Regions from separate parts of the Homo sapiens genome. Here region 2 is linked to region 1. A link is a contact called in ENCODE Hi-C or POLR2A ChIA-PET data. All regions are on one chromosome and are shown on one strand. The core of a region is the stretch at or near the end of the contact, and the rest is flanking DNA. Distances in the headings are between cores, read along the strand shown.

Evidence for each region. Hi-C counts contacts between places; a loop is a spot of excess contacts on that map. ChIA-PET counts read pairs that join two places held with the same protein, here RNA polymerase II (POLR2A). Pooled maps may share reads with other maps.
Region 2: a pooled map shows a loop between it and region 1 (5-fold over the local background). The contact joins the promoter of LINC01818 here to the enhancer-like site in region 1. A Hi-C loop is called at or near these places in 2 of 168 maps with a recorded cell type or tissue (PC-3 and PC-9), 3 of 37 single-sample maps with no recorded cell type and 5 of 50 pooled maps. POLR2A ChIA-PET finds 5 or more read pairs at or near these places in 1 of 52 experiments (H1).

The regions. Positions count from the first base shown.
Region 1 is chr2:150,124,088-150,131,208 of GRCh38, forward strand. No RefSeq gene overlaps it. Among named protein-coding and RNA genes, the nearest start is that of LINC01818, 42 kb to the right of the region's middle. Within about 2 kb of position 2,409, at least 3 of the 41 ENCODE cell types and tissues checked have a DNase peak (open chromatin) inside an H3K27ac peak, as active enhancers do; they include PC-3, where a contact is called at or near this core.
Region 2 is chr2:150,166,234-150,173,354 of GRCh38, forward strand. It overlaps LINC01818 (long intergenic non-protein coding RNA 1818), which reads left to right and starts at 3,256. Exons shown (of 4, transcript NR_187172.1): 1 at 3,256-3,406. LOC105373682 (a long non-coding RNA gene) reads right to left here and starts at 96. Exons shown (of 2, transcript XR_923467.3): 1 at 1-96.

The DNA of each region.
Region 1 (7,121 bases), core at 1,159-3,658:
AAATACAGTTACCGGGTGGGAAAGAAGTCAGGAAATGGCAACATTAGAGGGAGTGTTTTGGGGGAGGAAATATAGCTTCAACAGAGCTTTGAAGGATGATATGATGAAAGATGGCACTAGAGGGGTACTATTAAGGACTTGGGTCAAAATGCCAGAATAGTTGTTTCTCTGGGTCACTTGCTACCAAGAACAGTGCTGAGACACCAAATTCTCATCAAATTCCTCCTGGCTACTGGAGAGGTTGCCACCATGGAACGGGAGGAAGTTGGTCTCCTGGTCCCACATATCCCACAAGGGATCTTGACTCTCCTCCCCTACCACTCAGGGGACCCTGGGCTCCTTTCCTCTGGCTCTGAGTTGGTGAATGTTACTCTTTCAGAAGGGCTGTATACTCTTCCCCTCCCTTCAACCTTAATGCCATTACAGCTCTTCCACAGATGTCTGCTATGAAGAAACATCTAGTGAGGATTGTAATGCAGGTATAAACTATTAAAGTACTATATCAGGACAAGAAGATGAAGTCAATCTGAAAGAAGTGATTCATGCAACAAAAGAAAACAAAGTATAAAAAATGATCACATAAATTGACACTTCTGTAAATAGTTAGGGAAAGCCAGCTTGGTATATGTTGGATAAGCGTAGCTGAAGCAGTAAAAAGGAAAGTGAGAAAGATGCTAAGTTTGGTTTAAACTAACTAAGGCAATAGAAGTTGAGTTATCCCTAGGCAGCTGATACCTAGTGGGTGTGTTACTTCTGTTCCCAGCACCTAGCAGAGTGTCTTGTATATAGTAAGTGCTCAAATGTGTTGAGAAAATTGTATTGGGGCCAAAAATAGTACTTTTTAGTAGTTAGCATATAGGTGATGACTCAGAAACTACAAATAATTCCAAATAACCATGATTAATTCCAAGTGTCTTTGCTGTCTCTATATTGTAGTGTATCATTTGTAGAAGGTGGGAGTTGGAGGGTGGCAGAAAGAAGTTATAACTTCTTTTTAATACTCAGGTATTGTTTAGGCTTCCTTTTTCTTAAATGATAACCTGCACCTAAGTCCAATATATATTAAAACAACACTCAGCAACAATTATGAAAGTGCTAAGCAGGGTTGTTCTGATTAAAGTGGGCTTGGGGGTTCCAGAACTTTGCCTTTCTACTCGGTTCCCTGTGGCAGCCCTGTCACTCTTCTGTAGGGCTTCATGGAAAACCACTAACCCAGGCTTAATGCCCAGTCTGTTGTGTTTACCCTTGTCGCTCTGGGTAGTTGAAACTTGTGGTCAGAACAGACACTTCATAGGTCGATTACTGAACCACTATTTACTAATTTTCAGTAGCCGCCGACTTCAGCAGCCACATGCCAGTTTTGCTGGGATATGAAGGGCTTAAGAATATTTGATGAAAGAGTGAGAGAATGTTGTGAAAGGGTGTAGCTCTTTACACTTACAGATATTGTAGGGGTGGGGGTGGGGTGGGGTAGAACACAATAAAAGCATGTGGCCTGAATGGTTAGCCTAGGACCTATGTAAACGTCTTACCCTGGTGGTTGAAAAGTTATCTTTTCCCACCATTTTTATGTACCAGGGGTTCGAAAGAGCCACAGAGAAGCCGCAGCAGCAGATACTGTTCCCATGAGATTTCTGGAATCCATTTGGCCACTGTTCACCTCACCAGCCGGGCATTTGGACATCTCAGAGCAGCAGGCTTGGCATTGAAGCGTCTGTGGTACTCGTTTTGATGTGCACCCAGGTTCGAGCTCCCAGGCCAGCTAAGAGCTATTTCTCACACGTCCTCATTGTTTCGCACTCTCCCTCCTGGGAGAGAGGACATTTGTTAATGATTAGGAAGACAGAGGCTTTGAATCATGCCTCCCACCCACAGTGACACATGGGCTCTAAGCCCTAGCGCCTCGTAGTGTCCAGAGGAATATGAGCTTCCTCTTTTCTGCCCTCTGTGAAATATGCAGCACGTTCACTTATGAGACAAAAAAAAAATAAACAAAACTGGCCAGTCTTCTCTCTCAAAGGTGAGAGGAGCAGACTGAGGTTACTTCTGCCAGACAGAAGTTCCTTGTCCTGTGATGCTCCTTAATAAACTGGTTCATGCTGCCACTTAACTAGATGCTCTGCAGAGAACATAGTTGATATGTAAGAATTTCCCAGAAAATTTCTGATTTGATTGAAAATAAGATTTTTAATACATTTCATTTTATCAAAAATAGTATTTTATTTTTATTATTTAATTGCATTTTGTTAAAATTTAAATTTATTATTATATTTATTGTATTAAATATATGTGTATTTATTTTATTTTATTAAAAATAATGGGCATCTTAATCGTCCAGGCAACCACAAAGGAAACAGACACTCAGTTGTTCAGCTAATGTCAGGATGAGTCAAGCGCTCAAAATGCAAGTCAGGTTATGACAACTACCAGGCGATTGTCAAGTTTCCCCTGTACCTGCCCCTTGGCTCGTGCGGCCGGTCCCAGGTTTATGAGGTAGAGCAATTAAGTGCCTCTCTCTTCAGCATAGGCAGGCACACAGGATTTGGTTGGCTACTCAGCTTAATTTAGCTATGTGCCATGTTTCCCTGGCATGTCATGTGGGGCACACAGTTCAAAAATGGAATGAGAAAGCTGAGGCTTGCTTAACTCGGGTATGAGATTTAGTGCCGAGGCTCCTGTGAGACCCCGAGCCTGCCAGAACTGCACTGTGCTGCCCTGGACCCCTTCTAATCTGAAAGACAATGTGTGAGGCCAAGCCTAGTGACCTGAAAGGGACCCTTGAGCATAGGTGAGCTGTGTTCTGAGGAGGTCAGATACTGTGGAAGGAAGGGCTCCGGTAGTAATGGCACCACACACAAACTTAACTGCACTCACTACACACATCACTTATTACCACTGTCACTTAGGGGACAGGCCTGACTGACCTTGTGCAAATTACAGCTGCCTCTGTATGTGGCCACAGAAAACAGAGGTGACAACCCTTAAGAGAACAGGAACTCCCCTAATGACCTCTAATTACAGACATCAAACAAACTGAAAGCAATTCTTCCCCCTGATTTCCTGAGATTCCCTGGGCTTAAAAGGCCCACAAAACATTTTCTTTCACAAATGTCACCAATGAGCTAGTAAATGCGCATCACTTACACTGACAATGTTTATGTCAATCAAATTATAAAATAATTTTATAAATTATAAAATAACAATGCCCTAACTAGTCACTGACATTTTATCATCAAAGCTAAAAAATACAATCAAGGTCCTAAGGCCACAGCTTGAAGTCAGAAAGTGTCAGAGCCACCTTAGTTTACCCCACCCGGCCTGCTTCAAACTGGTTCCCATGAGCCTGTACTTCTGACAGTAGAAGCAGCATGCGGTTCCTTAATTACTCACACCTCGTGAGAGTGAGATATGACTAAGCCACATATGCAGCCTGCTCTACCCTAATCCCCACCACCCCCCAACACTGTACCCCATCTCTCGCTCTCAGGGACTCAGAGCCTGGAGTCAGGGCCCATTTACAGCATCTATACTTGGCTTAGCTCTTCCTCAGAATTTCTGGAATATCCAAATCTAAGGCCTGCCAAACACTTTTTTTTTTTTTCTGACTGGAAGGAGAACTGGATTGAAATCATTTCTACCTTCCCCTCAGACTCTCAAGATAGAAGGCGCTGACTCTAACAGTGATTCAGGAAAAGAGAAAGTTGTAAAATCCTGGTTTATGGCACTGTGCTGCATGAAATAAATTACCTGTAAATGTGTTGGCCTGCACTGCCTACCTGGTGTTTTAAATTTGAATTAGTTGTCAATATTAAAAAATCAGGAGCTGTCTCACAAAAATCAATTTATGGATTCTCTTAAAAATGAGTATCTGGCAACACTGGGCCTGCAGTCGTGACTGGTGATGATTAGGTGGAATCTATTGACTCTCTGCACAGCGCAGGCCCCCCTAGACCACCATGGCCTCTACTGTGCCCAAATATAAAGTCTAATATCTGAAGCTATTTAGCACCTTGCTCTGAATCGCCTTCATTCACTTACATTATCTGCCTGGCTGCTACATAAACTTGAACTTGTGAGCTCTGCTCCAAGTCACAGTCTACTTTTATGAATCACTTCCCCTGCTGCTCGTGATAGCTGGCCTGGATTTTCTTAAAACATCCATGAGCAGTCTTTGAGAAGAAGTGATGTAGAACCATTCCTTCTTCATGAAGATTCTTGACTCAGGTTCCAGCTGAATGTCTGTGTATGCAAAGAGAATGACCAAAGGTGTGCAAATTAAGACTCTTGAACGCAAGTAGAGGCATCATAATTCCTCCAGATAAAAAATGTTTCCATAAGTTTCATAACTAATTTAAAGATATGTGACAGAGTTACCCAGTAAATGCAGCTTCTAAAATACAGTAGGAGAGTGAGCAATGTGGGTTCCTCCAATAAGTAGTGAGTGCATAGGAGCTCAGAAAAAGGAGAGGTCATTTATAGATGGTGCCACCCAGGTAGTGCTGTTCATAGAGGTGGCATTTCAGTTGGGCTTTGAGGAGTGAGTATATTAGTCCATTTTGATGCTGCTAATAAAGACATACCTGAGATGGGGTAATTTATAAAGAAAAAGAGTTTTAATAAACTTACAGTTCTACATAGCTGGAGAGGCCTCACAATCATGGCAGAAGGTGAAGGGGGAGCAAAGGCATGTTTTACATGGTGGCAGGCAAGAGAGTGTACAAGGGAACTGCCCTTTTTAAAACCATCAGATCTCATGAGACTTATTCGCTATCACGAGAACAGCAATGGAAAAACCCACCCCCATGATTCAATTACCTTCCACCAGGCCCCTCCCACAACACGTGGGGATTATGGGAGCTACAATTCAAGATGAGATTTGAGTGGGGACACAGCCAAACCATGCCAGTGAGCAAGAGTTGAACATGTAGAAAGTGAAGGGAGGAAACATTTGAGAAAAGCACAGAGGGTGGGGAATATGGGCATACTAAGAAAGAGAGTGGTTCAGTTTGCCTGGAATATAGCTGCATTCTAGTACTTAAGAATCCTAAACTATTTAAAATGAAAGGTTCTCATGTCCACCTCCAGAAATTATATTTCAGTGGGTCTGAATGAGCCCCCAGAACCTATCATGAACCATCATCACAAGTGATTCTGTTGTGAAGGGAATACAGTCCATACTTGGAGAAAAATTTGCATCAGGTGTATAGTGGTGGATGCGGGAGAGGTGGCAGGGTCTGGACCACAGACAGCTTTAATTTCAGGCCACAGAGTTTAGAATTTTCCTGTGAGCCACAGAGACTTACCTTTCCTGCTGTTCAATATTAGCATAAAGAAAGGGGATTTCTTAAAGATGACACTCAACTTTAGATCCTAGGAGGCACCATTAATCGAAGCAAGGAACATGAAGAGAGAGATTGTGCATGTGCTCAGATCAGTTTGTAACCTTCCGGTTTGGTCATCATCGGCTTTCCTCTGCTTCTACCACCACTAGCAATGGTGAAGTAGATACCCATGGGCCCTGGCCCAGATCCCTCTCATCTTGGTCTCCAGGTACAAATCTTCCAGGACTCAGTTCCTCATCTGTGAAATGGAGATGACAATAATATCTTTCCTTATCTGTTGAGGGTCTAAGTTGGGTAAAGTATCTGAAAGCCCTTTGAGAACTACATACATGTAAGAAATTATTTTCTTAGGCAGAAGAATAGATTTTTAAAGTTCCTAGCATGGCTAAATGAATGCCAATACATATATGCCATGGTTTACATGTGTTTTCAGAGCATGTAAATGTAATGCTCATTATGAAGTACTAAGAGGAAAAATATAAGCTGGATATAAATTATCTAGAGTGATTACATTTTTTTATTGCCATAACATATGTGGGAAATACAGTAATGTGTAAACAGTGGTTTTCTCTAGTGGTGAGATTGTACATAAAATTCCCTTTTGCTTGATATTTTTCCCTTGCATTTTCAAAATTCTCTTCACAGTCATTTACTACTTTTGTAATCGGAAAGAAGAAACTTTTCTTTTCAGTTTCGGAGCCCTAAAGCCATTCTGAAACCAGTGACATTGCGGAGCAGTGTGCTCTTAAGGCCTCTCTTCAAAGACTTTAGTCTACTTTTATTTTGACGATTCCTGCTTGAGCACAGACCTATTTTTTAAAATTGATTGTGTGTGTGTGTGTGTGTGTGTGTGTGTGTGTGTTTGTGCAGTTTAGATAGAATCCACAGGGAAAAAGAAAAGAAAAATGCTAAAATGCATGCTTTGAGTATGTGAAGACTAAGTCAATATATCTCAATTAGAACCAGGAATCCTTCCAATATTTACATTGGATTTGCTTCCAAATGTTTGGCTTTTAATGGGTTGTAAATAAATTGGAAGGGATGTAACACTGGAGCATAATAAACACAGAGGATGCTAACGTCTGAAGAAAAGAAAAGAAGGGAATTTGTAGGAATAAGCCAATTTTAGTTCAAAAGGGGACATAATCTTGTTTAGAATTTCTCTGATTTTGGGGGGGCAGAAAGAGAAAAGCAGGGGTACATGAGAAGAGACTTGAGACACTGTATTATACCCAGGGCTTCCAGAGCGACAAGAACTGGGTGCCTCTAGGATGTTTAACATAACTTGAAGCCAGAATGAGATCAAACTGCATACAAAGCTAGGACTTACTAATGTCAATATGGCAGACTTCTAAAGTTTGAAAATTAACAAGATAAGAGAGGGAGAGGATTGTCTTCATTATGTGCATTACTGAAATTATCCAAATGAAGGACAGACAGAGATCAAATGGAGAATGAAGTACAGGTAGTGTGTGTTTCAGAGGATGACCCTAAGGTGGAAACCAAGATCATTCAAACTGAATTTCTAATTTGCTAATTATTTATTCAGAAAATTTATTCAAGTCAAGGTGTAAAAGCAAAAATGATCATTTCTCCCTCATAGTTAGTCCTGACTCTTTTTATTCAGAAGAATGTGAGAAATTTAGGGAAGCTAGAGTTACTTGGGTAGGAAAGAGAGCATGTAATAATGTAGGTATAGCAGTTTGTATTCTGTTAATAGATTTGAAATGTAAATTGCAAAAGTGAATTTTCAATTATCAAGAGGAGAAAGTACATAAA
Region 2 (7,121 bases), core at 2,006-4,505, 43 kb after region 1:
GATCATTTTATCACAGTTTCTAAGATGTCACCTTCTCCTCTCTTTCAGGGAAGGGCTCCCCATGCCTCTGAAAGTTACTGAAAGGCAGGTCCTACTGAAGCCCCAAGAGCTGAAAATCTGAGAAGGTAGTGAAAGTGACCAGAGCTCTCCCTGCCAGCAGTCATAGGGCTTTCCAAGTAGGCAACCAGGAAAGTAAACATGCCAAGGGGCAGAACAGGAGGTCCTCTCTGGGTAAACAAAGCATGCTTCCCACATGACCTCTGTCTGACCTCCCAAGGGAAAAAGCCAAAGTAGTCAGCACCTCCAGCCAGTGGAAGCAACATCGGTGACAATTGGCGCAGGAACTCCCGGGCTTTCTGAAGGAGCAAAGAAATGACACAGCAGTATTTCTAGACAGGGTGAAATGATGATCATACTGCAGAGGCTCCTTTATTCTCAGTCTCTTCTCCATTACCTGTCACATTTCCCTAACTGGTAAATATCAGTTAGACTTATGGAGATTTGTTATGAACCCAGTTATTCTGTTGCTCTTAAATGGGATGAGTATTTACAATCTGTAACATGTGATATATGAAGATGCAAGGCCTGTTAATTTTAATTGGGTTCCCGAGTAGGTCAAAGAATGCTGAGCTGCTCTTGCGGTTTTGTGGGCTTGTTTCAGCAGAGGAACTAGCAGCAATCACCATGAACACCCTTCTTATAAAAATGATAAATAAATACGGAATGAGACTTTGGGGCCAAATTGGCATTGGTATCATTTAATTTCTTTGTGTGTTTCCAGCCAATTAAATGAATGGGTGCCTGTGGTAATTGAACTCACTTTGATAATTAGGCCTTAAGGATTCTTAAATTACTGAATGTTAATGAATATTTCCCAAGTATGGTCCCTGTATCCTAAGTGCTGCCAAATGGAATTTGCCTCTTTATCATTAAAATGTAGTTCTTTTAAAAATTCCACATAGGAAATAGAAACTAGAAACAGAGGCCGAGGCGGGCGGATCACAAGGTCAGGAGATCGAGACCATTCTGGCTAATGTGGTGAAACCCCGTCTCTACTAAAAATATAAAAAATTAACTAGGCATGGTGGCGAGCGCCTGTAGTCCCAGGTACTCAGGAGGCTGAGGCAGGAGAGTGGTGTGAAGCTGGGAGACGGAGCTTGCAGTGAGCCGAGACCGCACCACTGCACTCTAGCCTGGGTGAAAGAGCAAGACTCCGTCTCAAAAAAAAAAAAAAAAAAGGAAAAAAAAAGAAACTGAGGACTTAGTTCTGTTGCTTCTCTTTACAGGTTTGAGCAGGTTGATGAAATTTAAATCTAAGAAAAATTTTACTATGAAAGAGACATAGTTGAATTTACCCCTTGGAACTTGGAAGGCCATATATAACAGTATGCAAATTAAAGCCATATGCAAGGAGGAAACTGCTGCTTCACCAAAGCTACCTACAAATGCTGTTCAGCTGACAAATGCCCACTATATTTACCAATAATTTGAGGGTACGGATGGGGAAAGGTCTGGGCTATCGTGGAGGTGTACTCTCCAGGCAGAAATGTACAATGGGCCTGCTCTGGTGATTCCACCAGGAGATGAGTCATACCAAGCATTCTTATCTGAAAGCTGTGGTTTCCATTTTTCTTGGTATTATTTTACAAACCTTTATTATTTGTCCCTCAGGCTTACAGTGCAAATCAGTAAACTGAAACACACTTAGATCAAATACTTACTGCAAACACTGAGTAATGAGGGAAACATTTCTAGGGCATGCTTTATTTGTGCTTATTTATTTCATATATTTCAAACATTCAAACATTTCAAATATTCAAATATTTTCTTAAAAATCTATAACAAAGCTCTTACATAATCTTCCTTAGAAGGGGAAGGTGTAGGGGGGCAGAAAATTAGCTTCTCTTAAACATCTTTGCTACGGTCTGAATGCCCTTCAAATTCATATGCTGAAAATCTAAACACCAATGAGATAGTCTAAGATGGGGCCTGTAGATGGTGATTATATCATAAGCCCTCATGAATGGGATTAGTGGTCTTATAACAGAGGCCCCAGAGAGCTACCTTGCCCCTTTTCTGCTATGTGAGATTACAGTCAGAAGTGGGCCCTCCCCAAATATCAAATCTGCTGGCACCTTGATCTTGAACTTCCCAGTTTCCAGAACAGTGAGAAATACATTTCTGTTGCTTACAAGCCCTAAAGTTTATGGTATTTTGTTATAGTAGCCAAAAGGAACTAAGAAAATTATTTAGGTCTCAGACCCTGTACTGAATCCACACATATGATTTCATCACTAAAAAGTCATGAGATTTTGAGGGGTGGAAACTGCATTTCTGCTAAACAAAACCATGTGGGACATTAGGGATAATTCAATATATTCTACACTAAACCAATCTATTATTTAAATCAACAAATTCACACTCATTCACTGAGGTCAAACGAGCCCTGCCATTTCAACACCATTTTAAGTGAACCTCCAAAGCCTTGATCATATCTCTGCATAAAACATGGATAATAATCCTGCCAAGAAGAGATGTTGTAAGAACCAAGCTTCATAACATGAAAAAAGCCACAGCAGAGCTCCTGGTATTTGATAAATGCTACTTGCTCTCTTTCCTTTTTCCCTTCTTGACAGAGTAAGGAATGTCCACCTTTGTTGCATGCTCAAATTTGGTCCTAAATAAATTTTAATTGCACCATCTGATGTAAATAACATTAAATGTATGAGTCATTAGTATTCAAATCACAAAGATTTGAATAAGGTTTTGAGTGTTTTTATAAGGTTCTCCTGCCCTTCCCCATATGGAGATATTTTTGTTCCAGCCATTTTATCTATATTCCTCCCCTTCAAAGCTTGCATAACATTTGTGATTACTTCCCATTGGTCAGAAATTAGTTATTTGGCCTCACTTAGATACAAGAAAGCCTAGTGTGTTAATCAGGGTTCTCCAGAGGGACAGAACAAATATCTATTGGTTATATATATATATGAGAAAGGGAGTTTATTAGGGAGAATTGAATTGGCTCACACAATCACAAAAGTGAAGTCCCATGAGAGGCTGTCTGCAAGCTGGAGAATGAGAGAAGCCAGTAGCATGGCTAGCTTGGCAGCCAGGGAAGCCTTTGGTAGCATTACTCACTCCAAGTCTAAAAGTTTCCAAACCAGGAAAGCAAACAGTACAACCCTCACTCTGAGGCCAAAGGCCTGAGAGTTCCCAGAAGGCCACTGGTGCAAGTCCCAGAGTACAAAGGCTAAAGAACCTGGAATTTGATGTCCTAGGGCAGGAGAAGAAAAGGGGTACTGCTCTGGAAAAGAGAGAGAAAGAGAGAAAAAAAAGGAAGCAAGAAAAAGAAAAAAAGAAAAGCAAGCAAGCTGAATGTCTTCCTTCTTCCACCTCCTTTGTTGTAAGTATTCCTGCAGCCCATTAGATGGTACCCACCCACATTGAGGGCAGGTCTTCCTCTCTCAGTCCACCGACTATCCTGTCAATCTCCTCTGGCAACACCTTCACAGATACACTCAGAATTAATGCTTCGCTGCCACTGAGCCATCCCTCAATCCAGTCAAGTTGACACCTAATACTAACCATCATACCTGGAAAGTACAGTTTTTATATAGGAGGCCATGTGTCAGCTAAAAGTCAGATTCTATTACTGATAAAGAAGAATCTATTGAGTGTCAAGCGCTACTCATTGCCACAAGAGGTATTACAAATTTCAAAAGACATAAAGGTAGCTTGAGTTTTAGATATATTTTGAAGGTAGAGGCAAATAAATTTATTGATTAATTGAATATAGAGTATGAGAAGAATCAAGGATGTCTCAAAGGGTTTGGGGTATAAGCAATGAAATGAGAGTTGCCTTTGAAAGAGCTGGAGAAGACAGATGGGGAGTAGATTTTTAGGAGGGCTAAACCAGGGTTCCTTTTGTGGTTTAGTGTTTGAGATATCAGTTACACATAAAAGGAGAGATGCACAAAGACAGATGATCTATAAGTCTAGAGAGTTCAGAGAGAAGGTCTGGATTGGAAAATTGATGTGGGAATCATTAAGGAACAGAAGAAAAGAGTTTCAAGTTCAGAGTGTGGGAAGCCCTAATATTTACAGATCTAAACAAAGGAAAAAACCAGCAGGAAACACTAAGAAGCTGCAACCAGTATTGTGTCCAGAATTGGTGGGTTCTTGGTCTCACTGACTTCAAGAACAAAGCCACGGACCCTCGCAGTGAGCATTACAGTTCTTAAAGGCAGTCTGTCTGGACAGCCTTCCTTCTGATGTTCAGATGTGTTCAGAGTTTTTTCCTTCTGGTGGGTTCGTGGTCTCACTGGCTTCAGAAGTGAAGCTACAAACTTCACAGTGAGTGTTACAGCTCATAAAGGCAGTGTGGACCCAACGAGTGAGCAACAGTAATATTTATTACAAAAAGCAAAACAACAAAAGTTCCACAACGTGGAAGGAAAACCCAGTAGGTTGCCACTGCTGGCTCAGGCAGCCAGCTTTTATTCTCTTATCTGGCCCCACCCACATCCTGCTGATTGGTCCATTTTACAGAGAGCCGATTGGTCTGTTTCACAGAGAGCTGATTGGTCCATTTTGACAGGGTGCTGATTGGTGCATTTACAATCCCTGAGCTAGACACAAAAGTTCTCCACCTCCCCGCTAGATTAGCTAGATACAGAGTGTCCATTGGTGTATTTACAACCCCTGAGCTAGAGACAGAGTGCTGATTGGTGTATTTACAATCCCTTAGCTATACATAAAGATTCTCCAAGTCCCCACCAGACTTAGGAGCCTATCTGGCTTCTCCCAGTGGATCCCGAACTGGGGCCGCAGGTGGAGCTGCCTGCCAGTCCCGCGCAGTGCGCCCGCACTCTTCAGCCTTTGGCGGTCGATGGGACTGGGCGCTGTGGAGCTGGGAGCAGTGCTCTCGTCGGGGAGGCTCGGCCAGGCAGGAGCCCATGGCGGAGGTGGGGCGGGGGAGGCTCAGGCACGGCGGGCTGCAGGTCCCAAGCCCTGCCCCGTGGGGAGGCAGCCCAGGTGCTAAGCCCCTCACTGCCCGGGGCTTCCGGGCCGGCCGGCCGCTCAGAGTGCGGGGCCTGCCGAGCCCACGCCCACCCGGAACTCGCGCTGGCCCGCAAGCGCCGCGTGCAGCCACGGTTCCCGACAGCGCCTCTCCCTCCACACCTCCCCGCAAGCTGAGGGAGCCGGCTCCAGCCTTGACCAGCCCAGAAAAGGGCTCCCACAGTGCAGCGGCGGGCTGAAGGGCTCCTCAGGCGCCGCCAGAATGGGCGCCGAGGCTGAGGCACCGAGAGCGAGCGTGGGCTGCGAGGGCTGCCAGTATGCTGTCACCTCTCAGTATGATAGAAAAAAGTGAGTATGGCGAACTGGTGGTTAAAGAGAGGAAGAGCACTCGTGGAGGTCGTAGCTCCAGATATCAGGACAAAGCCCAGCTTGAGACTAAGGCTTAATCAGAGCGTTAGGGAACCCTTTCTTCCCCCACTGCCACCCTAACACACTCAGTAAAAATAGCCATGAAATTCAACCGGAAGAGCTGCAAGAGATAGATCATTATTGGGGGGCAGTACAAAGACAGATTAAAAGCCAATGAAATAACAGACATTGAGGAAATAATCTCTGTTAAATACACAGTATCACAAGAGGAATTTTAAGCCTGAGGGGCACTTGGGGTAATATAACATCAACAAACCCCCAAACTTAGCCCAACTCCTGAATAGATGAATATGAGCCCACAGTTAAGGTCCAGCTGAAGAAAAGGCATGCTCATCTCCAACGTTAAGAAGAGATTTATCTCTGTATCTGTAGCCCTACACAAGATGTCTAATTGTCAACTAAAAATTGCAAGGCATGTAAAAAGACAAATACACACACATACCCCCCCACACACTGAAGACGCAAGGTAATCCTTGGGAGCAGGCTGCATATGACACCACGGATATTGGGACTATCAGACAGAGAATTTAAAATAACTATGATTAATAGGCTATTAGCTTTAATGGAACAAAGTAGACAACATGTAAGATCAGATTAATTCAGCAGAGAGTGTAAAATCTAAGAAGGAATCAAAAGGAGAAGCTGGAAGACACAAATAGTAACAGCTATAAAGCCAGGCTCATCAGTAGAGCCCACACAGCTGAGGAAAGAATCAGTGAACTGCATGATAGGCCAGTGAAAATTATTCAAACTGGAATATAGAGAAAAGAGTGAATAAAGAACACAGCATCCAATAGTGTGGGACAATTCTAAACTGAGTAACATATGTGTAATTGAAATCTCAAAAAGAGAAGAAGGAGAAAATGGGGCAGAAGCAATATTTGAAAAAAAATGGCATAAAATTTTACAATATTAACAGACATAAAACCACAGATTTAAGAAGCTCACAGAATGCCAAGTAGGATAAATACCACACATGCACACACATACACACACACACACACGCACATATCTAGGTATATGGTATTTAAACTTTTGAAAACAAAAGTGAGAAAACGGTGAAGTTAGGAGAAAAATATATGTACTATCTACAGAGGAACAAGGCTAAAAATTAAAATATATTTCTATCAGAAACTATCCAGAACGAAAGAAAATGTACTGACATATTGAAAGTGCTGGGGATCTGAAAGTGTGTGTGCATCAGGGGGTGTCAACCCAGAATTCTATATTTAGTAAAAAGAAGTGAAAGGAAAACCAAAAATCATATCAAACAAAAATTGAAGCAATTAATTGCTAGACATATTCTGTAAGAACTGCTAAAAAAATTCTTCAGGCAGAGGAACTATGATATCAGTCAGAAACTTGAATCTGCACAAAGAAATGAAGAGAACAGGTACTGGAACAAATGACAGAAAAAAATTAATTTATTTCTTGCTTGAGATTGCTCTAAAAGATAACCGATATATAAAAGTGAAATAAATGACAACAATAGCACAAAGGATGGGTGAGGGAAATGGGACTATTCTGTTGTAAATACGTTTACGCCACATGCGAAGCAGTATAATGTTATTAAAATGTCAACTCAGTTTAATTTAACATGTATACTGTAAGCCCCAGGATAATCATTTAAAAGTTTTTAAAAAGAGGTTTAACTAGTAAGTCAATAAAGG